Regions from separate parts of the Homo sapiens genome. Here region 2 is linked to region 1. Evidence: chromatin loops called from intact Hi-C (ENCODE). Cell type or tissue: CD4-positive, alpha-beta T cell. All regions are shown on one strand. Links, peaks and the distances in the headings refer to the core of each region. The heading gives the core; the rest is flanking DNA.

The links. Peaks named below come from ENCODE experiments on the same cell type or tissue, not always from the same donor. Only the 100,000 strongest peaks of a DNase experiment are listed, where the experiment ranks them.
Region 2: it touches region 1 in a loop (2.4-fold over the local background); 15 of 110 quality-filtered maps call a loop at or near these places.

The regions. Positions count from the first base shown.
Region 1 is chr14:21,928,677-21,937,373 of GRCh38, forward strand. It overlaps TRA. Among named protein-coding and RNA genes, the nearest start is that of OR4E1, 260 kb to the left of the region's middle. In CD4-positive, alpha-beta T cell, for the core only: a CTCF peak has its summit at 5,203 (motif pointing left); a DNase peak (open chromatin) is centred at 5,205.
Region 2 is chr14:21,870,570-21,879,266 of GRCh38, forward strand. It overlaps TRA. Among named protein-coding and RNA genes, the nearest start is that of OR4E1, 200 kb to the left of the region's middle. In CD4-positive, alpha-beta T cell, for the core only: no CTCF peak of the experiment used is centred there; DNase peaks (open chromatin) are centred at 3,842 and 4,562; H3K4me3 peaks cover 994 bases; H3K27ac peaks cover 1,651 bases.

The sequences.
Region 1 (8,697 bases), core at 537-8,536:
CTTATTTAGTTGAAAATGTCTCTTTGAATTCTCTGAGTACCATGAGCTTGTATAGCTTATGCTGCTGCCTCTAATGTAGCTGCTATTGTTTTCAATATGGAATGAACAAGGTGATTGGATTTCTTGAACCACTTACTATAATAGAACCTCTAGATATTTCTACCAAATAAAGAGTAGAGAACAAATTAAAATACGCCAAATGTATTTTTACAGCTACTTTCACATCTATTAGATGGAGTCTTTCATAGACATTTTATGAAAGAGTTTCATAATCCTCACACTTGTTACAACGTACAGTCTAAACAGGCAAGATCTATTCACTCTAACATAATATCTAAGGGATGGTGTGAAGGATATTGCAAGCATATACACACACACGCACACACACTCACATCTCACCACAAGTTAGAGTTTACAGATAGCGGTTTACCTTTGAGGTAGTTAGAGAGAACCAGTAAAGAAGTCACACATATTCAGCCTAATAAGTAATTAGTTCAAATCTAATAGAAATGACATCTAAAATTGGAATCTTAGAAACAAGACTCTACTAAAAGATAACTTTGGAATGCACCAAAAATCAGTTTTTTAATTGAGAAATATTGCCTTTCACTAACTCTTCAGTCATTATCATTGTATTTCTTGGCATCTACATCTGGGAAAACCTTTGTAACCACAGGTAAAATGTAATATGGAAATGGTCACTCTACCTTAGTTTAATAAATGTATTCAATTGTTTTAGTGACAGAAAATTTACTCTTGAATAGAGATGCAAATATTTAAATTAAGTAATTAAAACCCAGAAGGCAGTGTATTAACAAAATAATGCAGCTTGATTTTTAAAAAGTTATTATTATTATTATTTTTTTTATTATTATACTTTAAGTTTTAGGGTACATGTGCACATTGTGCAGGTTAGTTACATATGTATACATGTGCCATGCTGGTGCGCTGCACCCACTAACTTGTCATCTAGCATTAGGTATATCTCCCAGTGCTATCCCTCCCCCCTTCCCCCACCCCACCACAGTCCCTAGAGTGTGATATTCCCCTTCCTGTAAAGTTATTTATTCACTTATATATCCATTTATTTTTAAAAAATCATTCAGCACCTACAGAGTGACAAACTTTGTGCTGAGAACTCAGTCCATTTAACAATCTTATTGCAATCTCTAGCATGTAATAGCTCAATTTCTATACTGTAGGTTTACCTGCCCCATACCAGATTTATCCATAAAATGATTAATAAATTAGTGGCTCTTAGAGGGACATTGTAGAGAGGCAGAATTTGAAGTCTTTCTTTTCTCTGCTTTTGTGCTTCATTTTACCCCTCTTTCAAAAACATTTAATGCCATCATGTGGATCAACTTTGCACACCCCCAGACCTGTTCCACCATCCAAAATCCTCATTCTTTTCAATCTTCTCCTTCTACCTCCAACACCATTTTCTCCTTCCCTAAGCTTTGAATGGTAATGGTTGGTTGGTAAGTGATCTTGTATTGTAACATCCTCTTGTATTTGCATTTGAAAAGTAGATGTGTATAGTATAAATCTTAAAGAGAAATATGTTTAAAAATTTTTAAAATTATTTTTAATTGTGGAAAAATATATATAACATAAATTTTGCCATGTTAACCATTTACAAATGGACACTTCAGTAGTGTTAAGTACATTCCTTTGTTGTGCAACCATCACTACCATCCATCTTGAGAACTCTTTTCATTTTGGAAACCTGAAACTCTGTGACTACTAAACAATAGCTCTCTATTTTCTTCTCCACCTAATCCCTAGAAACCAGCCTTCCTTTCTGTCTTTATAAGTTTGACTACTCTAGGTACTTTGTATAACTAGAGTCATACAATTTTTTTTTGTGACTGCCTTATTTCACTTAGCGTAATGTCCTCAAAGTTCATTCATGTCATAGTATGAAGCAGGCTTTCAGAATTTCCTTCCTTTATAAGGCTGCATATTATTCAATTGTGTGTACATACCCTATTTTGTTAAACTATTTATCTATCAATGGAAATTTGAGCTGTTTCTATCTTTTGGCTATTGTGAATAAGCTGCTCTCAACAAGAGTATGCAAACGTCTCAATATTTGGGGTATATCCCCCAATTCTTTCAACTTTAGAAGTGATATACCCAGAAGTGCAATTGCTGAATCACATAATAATTCTATTTTTAATTTTTTAAAGAACTGCCAAACTGGTTTCCACAGTGGCTGCTGTACCATTTTACATTTTCACCAACAGGACACAGGTGTTTTGATTTCTCCACATTTCATCAGCACTTCTTTTACTATCATTATTTTTGATATGAATAGTAGCCATCCTAATGGGCATGAAGTAGTATGTCATTATGATTTTTATTTGCATTTCCCTAATAATTCGTGATGATGAGTATCTTTTCCTGTGCTTATTGGCCAATTGTATATCTTCCTTGGAAAAATGCCTATTCAACTACTTTGCCCATTTTGAAATGGGGTGTCTGTCTTTCTCTCTCTCTCTTTCTCTCTTTCTTTCTTTCAAGATGGTGTTTCACCATGTTGCCCAGGCTGGTTTTGAACTCCCGAGCTAAAGCAATTCACCTACCTCGGCCTCCAAAGTCCTGGGATTACAGATGTGAGCCACCGCGCCTGGCCTGGGTTGTCTTTTTTTTCTGCTGAGTTGTAAGAGTTCTTTATATATTCTGGATATTGATCTTTTGTCGGATATATGATTTGATATTTTTTTTTCCATTCCATGGGTTGTTTATCCACTCTGTCACTCCATTAATTGTGCCCTTTGATGCACAGTAGTTTTTAATTTTGATGTAGTCAAGTTTATCTAAGTTTTCTTTTGCATCCTATGCTTTTGGTATTATAGCCAAGAAATTATTGCCAATTCCATGCTTTCTGAAGGCTGAAAAAAAAGAAAAAAAGAAAAAGAAATTATTGCCAAATCTAAATCGCGATGCTTTTCCTGTAAGATAAGAGTGCAGTTTCACTCTTTTGCATGTGGATATCCAGTTTTTCCCAACACTGTTTGTTGAAAAGACTTTCCTTTCACCCTTAAACAGTCTTAGGACCCTTTCCTAAAATAATTTGGTTGTAAATGTGAAGGTTTAATTTTGGGCTCTCTATTGTATTGCATTGGTCTATATGACTGTCATTATGCAAGCACCACACAGCTTTTGCTATATTACTGTAGCTTTGTAATCAGCTTTGAAATCAGGAAGTGTTAGACCTTCCAAACTTGTTCCTTTTCAAGATTATTTTGGCTATTTGGGGTTTCACAAGCTGCCATATGAACTTTTGGATGGATTTTTCTATTACTGCAAAAACACTATTGGGATTTTGATAGGGATTGAATTGAATCTGTAGATTGCTTTTGGTAGCATCGACATTTTAATGATGTTAAATTCTCCAATCCATAAATATCAGATGTCTTTCAACTTATTTGTGCCTTATTTAATTTATTTCAGCAACATTTTTGTTTTCATTGTGCAAGTCTTTAGCATTGTTGTTTAAGTTTATTCCTAAGTATTTTATTCTTTTTGATGCTATTGCAAATGGAATTATTTTCTTAATTTCCAAAGTGTTCATTGTTAGTTTATAGAAATGCAATTGATTTTTGTGTGCTGTTTCTGTATCCTTCAAGTTTGTTGAATTCATTTATTAGTTCTAACTACAAGCATATTTAATGGTGGAATTTCAGGTGTTGTGACAGCAGATTGGAGAACAGGACATTTGTCTCATGTCCCTCAGGATAACTCATGTAGGCTGCAAAACTTCAAGCATACATAGAAGCATCAACTTCATAATGTAATCATTTTATATCTTTAATACATCAGGCCCTTCAAAATTTAGTTTAAATGTTGAGAAGTCAAAGAATGATGTCCTTCTAAGAATAAATATTCTAACACATGATGATGTGCTGAACAAGATGAAGAATTTGTATTTGGATACATATTTTTAAAGCAATGTTTAGTTAGTAATTGAAAATACTAAACCAGGAGAAAATAATGTGCACTCTGGTTTCCATACTAGAGAGATATAGAAGCAGAAAGTTTTACCTCAGTCCACAGATCTAGTAAATAAACATCCAACACTTAAACTTGGGTCATTTGACTCCAATTGATGAATTTTCAGCAAACAATGAAATATAAAAGTAAGCCAATTCAATATACAACTCCAGAAGTTATAAAATTAACAGTAAAATAAAATGGTTGAGAGTAGATTGAAGGAATTAAAAATAAAAGCAAGAAATTAATGGCTCAAAGGAAAATAACAAAATCAATGATAAAACCACAACATGATATTTTGAAAATAATTACAATACTAACATGATCCAGAAAAAAAAAGTGAGAAGGGACAAATGCATGCACAAAAAAAAACAACATAATTAAGTTGAATTTATTTTGGGAATGTAAAGATGATTTAATACTTGAAAATCTATTAATATAATGCTTGAAATTAACAAACTTTAAGAAGGCCAAAGATGTTCTAATGCCTGGTTTGGTGGATTGTTTCATTTGGATCTAGGATGATTCACTGTACCTGTGCATTTGTGCAAGCTCATTTAATTTGGTTGGCTCTTAAAAATATTCGGATTCTTTCTCTTAATTTGACCCCAATTATAGATATAGTGTTATTGTTCTTAAATTTCTTGTTGCATTTAGATTATTTCTATGAAGAAAGGGGAAAATGATAAATTTATTCAATCATATTTATGACAAAGTTTTGGCTTCCATATTATTGTTTTTGTATTTTTCTTTTATTGTGAAGTGTACCAAGTTTTATTTTAGAAATTGCTGGACCAGTAAATATTGTTCAAGTTGATGGGTTGTATAGACTTCAGATTTTTGGAATGTTCTTGAAAATTATTCCCATTTATGTCCTTAAACCTTGCATAATCTTGTGAAATAATGCTTCATAACAATGACTGACTGTGCACAGATTAAACAATGCTTTAAATAATGTTAGTCATTAGGAAGAATTAAGCTATGATCCTGTATGTGAGAAATTTTCATACTGGTTAATTTGAACAACTATGCTTTAGACTCCTTTATCACAAGCAAGTTTCCAGGAACAGAAAGAGAGTGGTCACTGGCCATGAATAAAGTTCCAGTACTCTGGTGGTTCACAGAAGTTTAGGAACTTTTTCAGCCTTGCTACCATGCATTGCTCATCAGGTGTTTAATAATTGGTCTGAAAGGAATGCTTATGCCACTACCTGGTGGTCAGCTCCTAAACTGCAGTTTATTCATCCTTTAAAATATGTTTTCTTTCCTCTTTTAGTCAAAGAATGAGACCTGAAATTATTTAATTATTTTAAAAAATTTCATTTGGATAAATAGAGCACCTATTAACTTGCTGTCTTAAAATATTTCAAGGGCTTGGGAAAAAGTCACGTTGGTGTCTTCTAACTTCTCTCTGAAATTTCTCTGAAAGCAATTTATACTGGAAAAAATAGGGAACACATGTTTTGCTATTAATGAGATTTATGTTCAAAACTATTAACTTTGCCATGTACTTACTTGCTGAATACTTTTGTGTTTTGTTACATTTTTTTTGTAAAGTGTGATAGTGATAGCTTCTTTAGTATTTGTTGTGAGAATTCATCAATAATGTATCAAAGAAGATTAACAAGTAGCAGATGATCTAACAATGAGAATATTCTCAATAGACCCAGAAAAGGCATGTGACAAAATCCAGCATCCATTCCTGATTAAAAACTCTCTCTAAATGAGAAATTAAAAGGAACTTTCTCAACTTAATATAGGAAACTTACAACAACCTATGTCAAGTGTCATACTTGGTGAAAAACTAAAGGCTTCTCCCTAAGATCACACATAAGAAAAAAGTTATTGCTCTCACTGTTTCTGTTTAATATTGTACTAGAATGTCTATCCAGTGCAATAAGGCAAGAGACAGAAACAAAAGGCATACAGTTTGGAAAGGAAGAAATAAATCAAGCTTTATTTGCAGACAACATAATTGTTTAAGTAGAAAATCCAAAGAATCTGCAGAAAATATACCAGAACAAATAAGTAAGATTGTAAAGGTTGCAGGATAAATGATCAGTTTGCAAAGATTAATTGTATTTATATATTTTCACATGCGACAATCAGAAATTAAAAATAAAAACACAATACCATTTACAATAGCATCAAAAATATTAAATGCTTACAGATAAATCTTACAAAGTATAGAAGACTTGGTAACTTAAAGCCACAAAACCTCATGAGAGAAATTAAGACCTAAGGAATGGAGAGATAAACTATGTTCATAGATTGATAGACTCAATATTGTTAAAAAGTCAGTTCTGTTTCAATTATTCTACAGATTCAATATAACCACAATAAAAGTTCTGTCATTTTTTTGGTTAAAATTAGCAGGCTCATTATAAAATTTACTCAGAAATATAAGGCACCTAGAGTAGCCAAAACAGGGTTGGAAAAGAAAAAATTTGGAGGGATAATATTATCTTACTTCAAGTTGTTTTCCACAGTAATCAAAACAGTGTGGCATTTGTATACAGATAGACTAACAGATTAATAGAACAGAATAGAGCCCAGGAATAGACCCATATATACATGAACAACTACTTTTTGACAAAGGTGCAAAGGCAATTCAATGTGGAAAGGATAGTCTTTTCAACAAATAGTGCTTAAATAATTGAATATCCATATACAAAAAAATGAACTTTGACACTCTCATACCATATACAAAAAGTTACTTAAAGTGATCATAAACATAAATGTAAAACCCCAAATCATAACACTTCAAGAAGAAAATAGGAGGAAATTTTTGTGACCTTGGCCTATGCAAACATTTCTTAGATATGATAGCAAAACATGACCCATAAAAGACAAAAAGTTGATAAATTGAAAAATTGGTTTTCATTACAACTTAAAACTGCCTCTGGAAACAATTCTGTCAACAGAATTAATAGATGAGCTATAGACTGGAAAAATACTTGCAAATTGGGTATCTGAGAAAGTCATTTATTTGAGTTATGCAAAGAACCCACAGAACCCATTAACAAAAAAAAATAGAAAAGTAAATAAAATGGGCAAAAGATTTGAACAAACACTTCAGCAAAGAAACTATATGAATGGCAAATAGGCATATGAAAACATGCTTAGCATCATTAGTCATTAGGGATATGCAAATTAAAATCACAATTAGGTACTACTGCATACCTATTAGAGTGGGGTTGACAAGGATGTGGAGCAACTGCAACTCTCAGGTACTACTGGTGGAAATACAAAGTAATATAATAACTTTGGAAAATAATTGGGCAGGTTTTAAATAAGTCAAATATACACCTGATATCAGATGCAGCCATTCTACTCCAAGTTATTTGCTCTAAGAGAAATGACAGAATACACCTATACAAAATCTTGAATACACGTTTGTAGTAACTTTATTTGTAACAGCCTCAAACTGGGACTAACTGAAATGTACATCAACAGATAAATAACAAACACATTGTTTTATATCTATATAATGTAATAGTACTACTCAGCAATAAAAAGAAATAAACCATTGTTTCAAATGACACCATGAAAGAATCTCAAAATAATTATGCTAAGTGAAAGAAGATAAACCAAAAAAATTGTATATGATTTAATTTGTATAAATTATAAAATACACAAACTAATATATAGTGACAGAGAATTGCTTGGAAATGGGCATGGGAGATAGGAAGGTTAAGAGAAAAAGTACAAAGAAATATGAGAAACTTTTGGGGTGATGTAAATATTCATCATGTTGATTGCCATAATAGCATCACAAGCCTATATGTATGTCAAATCTTATAAAAATGTTCACTTTACTTTGGTGCAGTTAATTTTTATGTCAATTATACATCAATAAAACCATTTAAAAATCCAATTTAAAAGTACATGTCTTCAACATCACAGAAGTATTCTGATATGGTCCAAGATGCAAACTGTTCTCACTGGGTTTAAACTATTTTTCTTAAGTATGGATGACAACAGTCTACACCCATGTGCTCTACTGTTTATTTTCAACCCAGCATCATTCCAGCTTATTTTGCATTCCCCTTTGTATATCAGAATAGAAATTTGTAGCTGATTTTCCAGAATTCATTTTCAACATAGTTCTAGGCTTGTTTCTGACAAAGTGATTTGGAAGGTGGAGGAGAAGGAGAAGAGATTTGCAAACCCAAACAATATCTGGGCCTGAATTTCTTAATGAAGTCTGTATCTGAGAAACTATTCATATGCTGACTCTGGACGCATTCTTTATCTGAATCTGGGGAGAGTGAACTCCAGGAAACAGACTGAACTAAGTGTCTGTTCTTAGCTATGTGTCTAGGTATAAATGTTTACAGGTCCTTGCAGAAAGTTAGATCCTTCTCCCAAATTTTACTCTGATAACACTTCTGGAGGTTTTTTCTTTTCTTTTTCATTTTATTTTTAGATTTACATGCGGAGGTTTGTAACAAGAGTATGCTGCGTGATGCTGAGGTTTGGGCTCCTAGTTGGTCACCCAGATAGTGAACATAGTACGCAACAGGCAGTCACCTGGATAGTGAACATGGTACCCAATAGGATGTTTTTCAGCCCCTCCCCCCTCCATCTCTCCCTCCTTTTGGAGTCCACGATGTCTATTATTCCCATCTTTATGTCTGTGTGTGCCCACAGTCTGGCTTCCACTTACAATGAGAACATATGATATTTTGTTTTCTG
Region 2 (8,697 bases), core at 384-8,383, 58 kb before region 1:
GCTATCTTTTTCAGAAGTTGAGAAAGAAAATCAGAGTTCCAGATAGAAAAATAGAAACCACATCAATTGCTTTATTTTATTTTCTCAGTTTTTACAATTTTCAGTTTTTAAATTATCACTTAAAAAGGAACACATTTTGATATGCAGTTCAATGTGTGAAATTTGAATTTTGATATATTGCATAGTTTGATGTAACCATTACATAACTATGATACGAAACAGATTGCTCATCCCAAAAACTCCCTTGTGTGATCTGTGTGAAATCACACCTCCATCTCAAACTCCTTGCAAACCTTGGTCTGTTCTTTTATATTTTTATTTTTTTCTGGAGGTCACATGGGTGGAATTATACAATATATAATCTTTTGAAAAGTCTGAATCTTGGTTACAGAAAGCACACACCATTGGGCACATACATGATCATCATCTCTGCTACCACTCTTTTTTTTCTATACCTGAATGTTTTAAACTTTTGTCATTTTACAGGAATAACTCAACATTTCAAATGTTTGAATTTCTTTGGAGGTTTGATTTACAGTTTAAAGAAACACTATGGCAAGTATAGTGTTTAAGGAAACGGTATGGCAATTGATAATGGAGAGGTTCAGTTGAGGATTGAACCAACTCCTAGAATCAGAGTTAAACACATCAAGTTTAGTTGTACCAACACTACCCTAAATTTTTATCAATAGATATTTCTCTAACATTTTAAGGCTAAGTGTATTGACCGAAATGTATTTTAGTCATATTAATTGGGTATGGTTAATACTTGGATTTTCCCAGGAGTTAGCATAGAATGACATATCTCACAATTATTTAAATTTTTTGCACTAGCTGTGGCTTTGTAGAGGTGAAAAGTGTTAGGATGGTTATTACCTCAAGTAAAGCCTGTACCTAAGCAAATTGTTTTATTAACAAAATAACAAAGTGGAAAAAAATTACAAATATATGCAACGTTGTACCATTAGAGTTGAAAAATACCACCAAATGGATGAAAAAGAAAAGAATGCAAAGATAGTATAACAACCACTGGTTCCAGTCATCTAGATAATACTGTTCGATTATACTTGCATGGAGCTGTCTACTTTATCCACTTATACATGTGTTTCAAGGACCTCGAGTCTGCACTCATTTTCTGAAAAGCCCCTAAATAGTCTCTGAAGAAATTCAGTTTAATATCTGTAATATGAATAACTTCTCAATTCTTGCCATTTAAGGATGGATAATGTCAAACTAATTGGTACAAAGTAACCACAGATCAATTCCTCGTACTTTAACTGTTGAACTGGTAATAAACAGTACCTAATAAGGTCATTTTCACAAGGTTGAAAGGCAGTCTTTCTCTGGAATTTTTTTCCAAATACCAACTCATCCAGGCTTAGGTCATGTAAAGGCTGATTAAATGAAAGGCCAGGAAAGAAAACTGTACCTGTTGGTATAAGGACTGAGTATAATGGGTTTATTTATCTAGATAAGTTTGTGAAAGAATGAACTATATAGGATTCCAGATACTAGGAGTAATATGGACCTACAAGTCACCAGTTGATAGTAAGACAACCTATGATGGCAGAGTGAACAACTCAGGGCCATGAAAGTGAAGGGTAATAATATATTAGATCATGGAAATTCAAGGATGTCTGATACCGTAATTAATTTTAGTTTTAATATTTCTCATGTGTTGTGTCTTCATTTATAGAGGATAAGGAGGTGATAAGAAAAGAGAAGTTCTGAGTGAGGGCAAAGCATTATATAACTTCCCGGAAAATTGTGTTCCCCTATATATAGATAATTTGAAGTGTCACATATTCAACTGTTTCCTTAGGACAGTATTCCAGTTCATATTCCATTTTTACACTTTTCATGGAATCTTATAGGTTTCAAAAAAGGCATGAACTTGCCACTTTCTGTGTTCTCCTAGAAAAGTTTTCCCCAACTATTTGTATAATATTGCAGCCAGTACATCCCTACTGTGATGGGCTGTCTCTGGAAGGTTGCTAAAACAAGTATTCACTGGAGATCATTTGGTCCCACCAGGCAGCCTTTCTGGCCTTGATATATCTTATCCTCACTGATCAAACAAATCAATAATTGATCCAAGATGTAGTTACTAAAATTTTCCATAGATTTTTCTGCATGTTCTGTAAGAGGTACTTGCATGAGGACGTTAGTCAGAAAGGCATGTTTAGCATGATTCTCTGCTCATGTATTTCTTCCTGGCTTCTATAGTGTCTTTCCTACTTTGGAACTTTGTCTTTCTTTGAGTAGTATCAATAATTCAAATAATTTTCGTATTTGGTGTCTATTTTATAGCGATACATGAGATGTATGAAAAGGTTAAGAAGGTTAAGAAATCTCATCATCTCCATAGTATTTGAGAGTTGTGAACTATGTTAAAACATATAGGCTATCACTGTATATATTTTTCATAATTGGACATAGCAAAGAGAGAGCCACAAATTCAGTTACTTTAATTTGTTTTGCTTCTTCTAAGGAATTAGATTTTATAATGGAGTCTGGAGCAGTAAATGCATTATAAACCTTGTGTTATTTCTTTTCAGTTTTGAAGATAAGACATTAAAAACAAAATTAATTCAGAATTAGGTATGAGACTGTCCAAAATATCTGTTCTGGGATGGACACTTCTTGAGTTACAGAAATGCAATCATAAGATTCATTGATTGAGAAGTGTAATGGAGTTAGACGCTATGAGGAGAAATTAATAATATTGTATAGTTAGTCCACCAACTGGTAAAAAAATGGTTGTTTTTACAGAGTAGATCATTTGTGCTGTATGTGGCATCATAAGATTTAATGGTGATTTCAGTGAAAGATCTGGAGATGCTTCAACAAATTTAGACATAGCTGAAATCATTTTAAGACAAGGAGGATAGGTTGTAATCATTATATTAAGAAATAGGCTATAATAGGCAATGGGTCTTTGTTGTTTTTAATGTAATTGAGTAATATCCCTAGGACATGGCCTTACTGCTAATATTCACAAAACGAAAGCCTTATCACAATCAATTTTCCTATAATAGTTTTTCCTTGGGAGACGTATGGAGACACCTAGGATTCATACCTTTCAGCAGTGGATGTACAGAATGTAATGGCTTGTTATGGCTCATTTGGGGTCCCAGATGACATAATAAAAATGCATAAATTCAAAGGTTTGATAACTTAATGATCAGAGTCTGGTGTCTAATATGGCCTGTATAAACAGAGCTGGGCTGTCTAAACTAACTTGAAAAAAGAAGAAAACTTTTAAGATAGGACTCAATGTCTGAGGGCTTCATTCTAAACTCTCAGAAAAAAGAGATTAGTTTTTTTCTGCGTAGAAAAGAGAAAGAGAGATTAGTTTTTTTCTACCGTTTGTTCCCCAGATAAGCAACTGGACAGACTTTGGGAATAGGACAAATATTGCTATATTAACATGTAGGTCCGATGATCTGCAGTGATTAGTGCAAACAGCTTTTCCTTCTTAGCATAATGTGATTAATTTCTACCTTAGGAGAAACAACAACATACATAGATGTGAGGATACATAATTGTTACATCTTCCGTTGCCTTCATTATTCATTACATGTAGTATTTTAAAGTAAGTGCCAACCTCTCAACCTCATTGCTCAGTTCCATCACAGATGCAATGACTGAACATAGCAATTGGCCGAATTATCAATTTCCCTTCTAACCTGACCATGTTTATTTTCATATTTAAGTTATTTATTATCAAATTAAGGGTGGGTAAGTGCAAAGGAAGTTTGCATTGGGTGAGGTTCTTAGCCAGTACATAGAGAAGTGTTAGATAACACAAACTAGCTTGCTACACCGGAAAACCTCCGTTTCCTATTCCAGGGCAGCAGCAGCAGCAGCAGCACATAGTCCAGTAATTCTTCTCTTACTTCATCAGACTCACCTCACAATGCAGAGCCCTGAATTTTAAGAAGAACAAAATATATTCTCTCTAGAGAAAGAACCAAACATGTTGCTCTCCAGCTGCCTGAGGGTGGTCACAGCTTCAATGTGGCTAGGTAGGGATGCCCCTGGTGGGAATGGTCTTCCTCTAAGACCCAAGGACTGGGAAATGTCTCATCAAAACTTTGGGACAGAAGAAGTAACAGGGTGTAAAAATAGAATTTCTTTGTTCCACATCACTCATCCCTAAACCTTTTGGTTCTTTGTTTTCTCCTTCAGAATCTGGTTTTGCTGAGAAGTAACTCAAATTAAACCATCAGTATTGGTGCATGAGAAGGAGGCTGTGACTCTGGACTGCAATTATGACACCAGTGCTGGAAGTTATAGTCCTTTCTGGCACAAGTAGCCCAGGAGTGGGGAGATGATTTTCCTTATTCATCAGGACTCACGATCAGCAATAAGCAATAGGTCACTACTCATTGCATTTGCAGAAGGCAAGCAAATCCATCAACTTGTCATCTCCACTTCACAACTGGAGAACTCAGTGATGTGTTTCTGTGCACTGAAAGAGGCTACAGTGAGAGAACTGTTGGAGTGAGGTACACAAAATCCCCAAGGGTCTGCTTGAGACATCCACTTGCTGGAGAGACCAAAGAAAGGATTCACCATCACAGACAGGAAGTGGCTATGGTTGTGACAGCACAGGTGTAGCATCGGGGGAAAACACTGTAAGAAAATACCTCTCTAGGCTTATAGACCATTTCCAGAATTATCATTCATCAAAAACATCCTAATCCCTGAGTCTTTGGTTTGAAGTTAGACACACCAAAATTTTGACCAATGATTGAGAGAAAGAACTGCCACAATAAGCAATTTGCCATCTGGCCACTAGATTGAGCTGGAAGAATTGGCTAAGGTAATTCAGAAACATATGACTGAAAGATGAATAAAAACAAATTCAACACTCTTTGTGAATTGTTGGATTTTCAGATCAGTTTATTCAATAAATGCTAGGTGTCTTCAAAAAGTTTATGGAAAAAAGAAATTGCGTATTATGAAAAACGGTGCATGGATTTCAAATTTTCTGGCACCAAAATAAACTTATACTAAGTTGTTATAACATATCTGAACAGGATTTAGTTTGAGGCACTAAGAAGGATAAGACATCAGTTTGAAAGGAGCCCCTATCAGAGCAACATGAATTCTGTTAAACTTGAGGCAAGAACAAACATCAAATTTATGGTGAAACTTGGGTGGAAGAATGGTGAAATCACTGATGCTTTATGAAAAATTTATAGGCTCAACACTCCAATAAAATCAGCCATCCTCTTGTCTGTCTGTTCTTAAACAAAATGGATAATTTGTTTAAGAATAGACAAGAGGATGCCGATGAAGCCCACAGTGGCAGACATTCCATAACAATTTGTGAAGAAAAAATTAACCATAAGTGCCCTAATCAAAAAGGACGGATGATTAACAGTGGAAACAATAGCCAACACTATAAATGTCTCAACTGGTTTAGCTCACACAATTCTGACTGAAAAGTTCAAGTTGAGCAAACTTTGTACTTGATGGGTGCCAAAACCACTATGCTCAGATCAGCTCCAGAAAAGAGCAGAGCTTTCAATGAAATTTTGAATAAGTGGGATAATGATCTTGAACCATTTCTTCAAATAATTGGAACAGGAGATGAAACATGGCTTTATCCTTTTGATTCTGAAGATAAAGCACAATCAAAGCAATGATTAGCAAGAGGTGGAGGTCCAGTCAAAGCAAAAGTGGCCCAGTCAAGAGCAAAAGTCATGGCAACAGTTTTTTGCGATGCTCAAGGCATTTTGTTTATTGAGTTTCTGGAGGGCCAAAGAATGACAGCATCTGCTTATTATAAGAATGTTTAGAGAAAGTTAGCCAGAGCTTTAGCAGAAAAATGCCTGGGAAATCTTCACCAGAGAATCCCTTTCCACCACGACAATGCTCCAACTTATTCCTCTCATCAAGCGAGGAGAATTTAGGTTTCTGTGGGAAATCATTAGGCATCCCCCTCACAGTGCTGATTTGGCTCCTTCTGACTTCTTTTTGTTTCTTAATCTTAAGAACGTCTTTAAAGGGCACCACTTTTCTTCAGTTAATAATGTAAAAAAGACTGCATTGACTTGGTTAAATTGGTGGCTAATCATCCAGTAAGTAAGCAAGAAGAATACATATTCACCGAGAATAAATATGTATCCCCTATGTGTACAACGTACTGTATTAGGACCTTTGACTATACCGACAGTAGTATAAAATGTTACTCTTAAGCAGAATGAACTTACCAGAAAAATCTTGCAAATCAATTGAGGAATAAGATGAAATGCATGAAAACTTAACCAATAGATAAAATTCCAAGTATGTGGGCAATTAAGTTTTAGGGGTATTTTTAGGAGAATAGTGTGGCACCGAAAAGACACAAGTAAGCATCATGGAGAGATAGAAAACTTAGGCATTAAACGACAGACACACATTGAATTCATTCATTATACACTTACTTATGAAACACACAATAAGCAACAATTGTTTTTGTAGGTATGAAGAGTAGAATAATGAATAAAACAGACACATGCAGACAACAAAGACCTTCCCTCATGAGGTTTAGATCTACAATTGTCTATAGTGTTCCCTTCTTTTACAGGAATATCCAATATAGGTATTTCCAATATATCTGTTTCACTATAGGCATTTGTCTTGCCTATTCTAGTGATTGGCAGGTTCCATGTGACCATTACAAGGCATAGTCACTGAAGTACTATTAATATACCTGTCATTTACTAAATTATTTGACCATTGACAAAATTACTTAAACTCAGGCCACCTAGACATCATCAATTGTAATAACAATAACAATCACCTCTCCACATAGTTGTAAGGATTGAATTAAATTTCATGAATTTAATTAAATGATTGAATTGTAGTGGTAGGGAACAATTTCTCACCAATGGTAGCTATACTTGGATATAAATGAGATATTGCAACAAAGACAATTTGAAATAAAATAACAAGAAAATTTAAGGATAGATAAGGCTTAACCCTCTACTCTCCTGCTATTGGTTATATTATTATATTTTACTATATTTAGGACTGAGAGTCACTATTTCACACTGGCCTGATTCCATCCAATTATTTGAACTATTTCTTTATCTCATAGGCCTTACGGGTAGAGAATGAAGCTTTCTTGCTTCAGGTATAACTTAGTGTAAATTCTATGATGGATTCACATGAGCGTTATGGAGCAGGAGTCAGATATACACCATTTTATACTGAGCTACAGTGCCAATAACTAGATCCATAACTGGGAGCTTATTTAACAGAGCTCTGCTCTGGGAGAAAATAACTTTTCTAGGTCATCCTTGGGGGAGGAATCCTTTTTAGTTATTCAATTTACAACTTGTACATACATGGTAGATGCCCAGGAAGTATTACAGAAGAAAAAAGGAAAGAGAAAAATCTAAGGGACAAATGCTAGATGCAGCTGACTGAGAATCAGCACCTGGTTCTGCCAGGGTCCTTTCCCATGCTACCTCTTCAGAGATCAGAGACAGCTGTGCGATCTGTGCATGGGGGAGTAAATCTTGTTTCTGGCTGGATGGGGAGACTCTCAGCTTCCTGCAACAAAACTATGAATATTCACTCAGAGAAACAAGAGATTTGGCTTGGTAGTGTTTGAGGGCTCCCAGGCCCCAGCCAGAGTCCTCCGTGAGTCTGAGGGATAAAAATGAAGAAGGCTTTGGGAGTTTCATTCTTGATTTTCTCTTGGGAGCTGTGCTGTGAGTTGCTGGGCTCTGGAAATATGAAAAAGAGCGAGTGTAGTATCTTATTTAAAAGTCTGGAAGTTATAGAAGGGTGGTTAAGGCCTCAGTGCTCACCTGTGGGGGCTGTGAAAAGAGAGCATATCTTCTAAAAGCTGTCAGCCATGAATGAATGTCATCTGTCTGTGCTTCTCTGTTTAAACAGGGGTGAACAGACTACATACGCCGGAGCAGAGTCCTTCATTCCTGAGTATCCAGGAGGGAATGCATGCCATTCTTAACTGTTTATGTGTAGGGGGAACTTTCTTTATAACCTCTGTCTCCAAACAGAAGTGAAGAATAATGCACCATCTCTCATATGTGAAGAAGCTGAATTTATATGGAATTATGTTTCCTTTTGTCATTATTGAAATTTCATTCCTCAATGTAGACCATACAGATCCTGGGCCTGCTTGCCCAGAGTCCTTCCACTCCTTTACTGTTTGCTCTGAGAGGTCACAGTCTCTGAGTCCATGGAGCAAAGTTTCCCCTGGTTGTACACTTAGCAGCATTTAACTTATATTTTCATAATCTTTAAATGATGTTTGCTGTATCTGTGTATCATCTACTCCATAATTTACTTAATTTAACATTAAATTGATTTCTCTATTAAATAGATGCCAAAAATATGTAAAATATTGTCCTTACTTTAATAGATACTATCAGTGGGACCACATATATGTTATAAAATGTGCATTTGATGTGCAAGATATTTTTTCCTAATACAAATTAAAATAATGTTACATATATAACAGTCAGAAAGACCATCTGTGTTCTGCCTAATATGACCTCCTGTATCAATCGCACTTTAGAAAATACATTTCCAGCTCATGCCCCTCATTTGATAGATGAAAAAAAGCAGGCTCCACAGGCATGGCTTCACTTTACTCAAAGCATGTGTTGCAGTGAAATGGAAGCCTGGAGTAGAAGCCAGGCATTCTGGCCCCTTGTCAGTTGCTTTTTC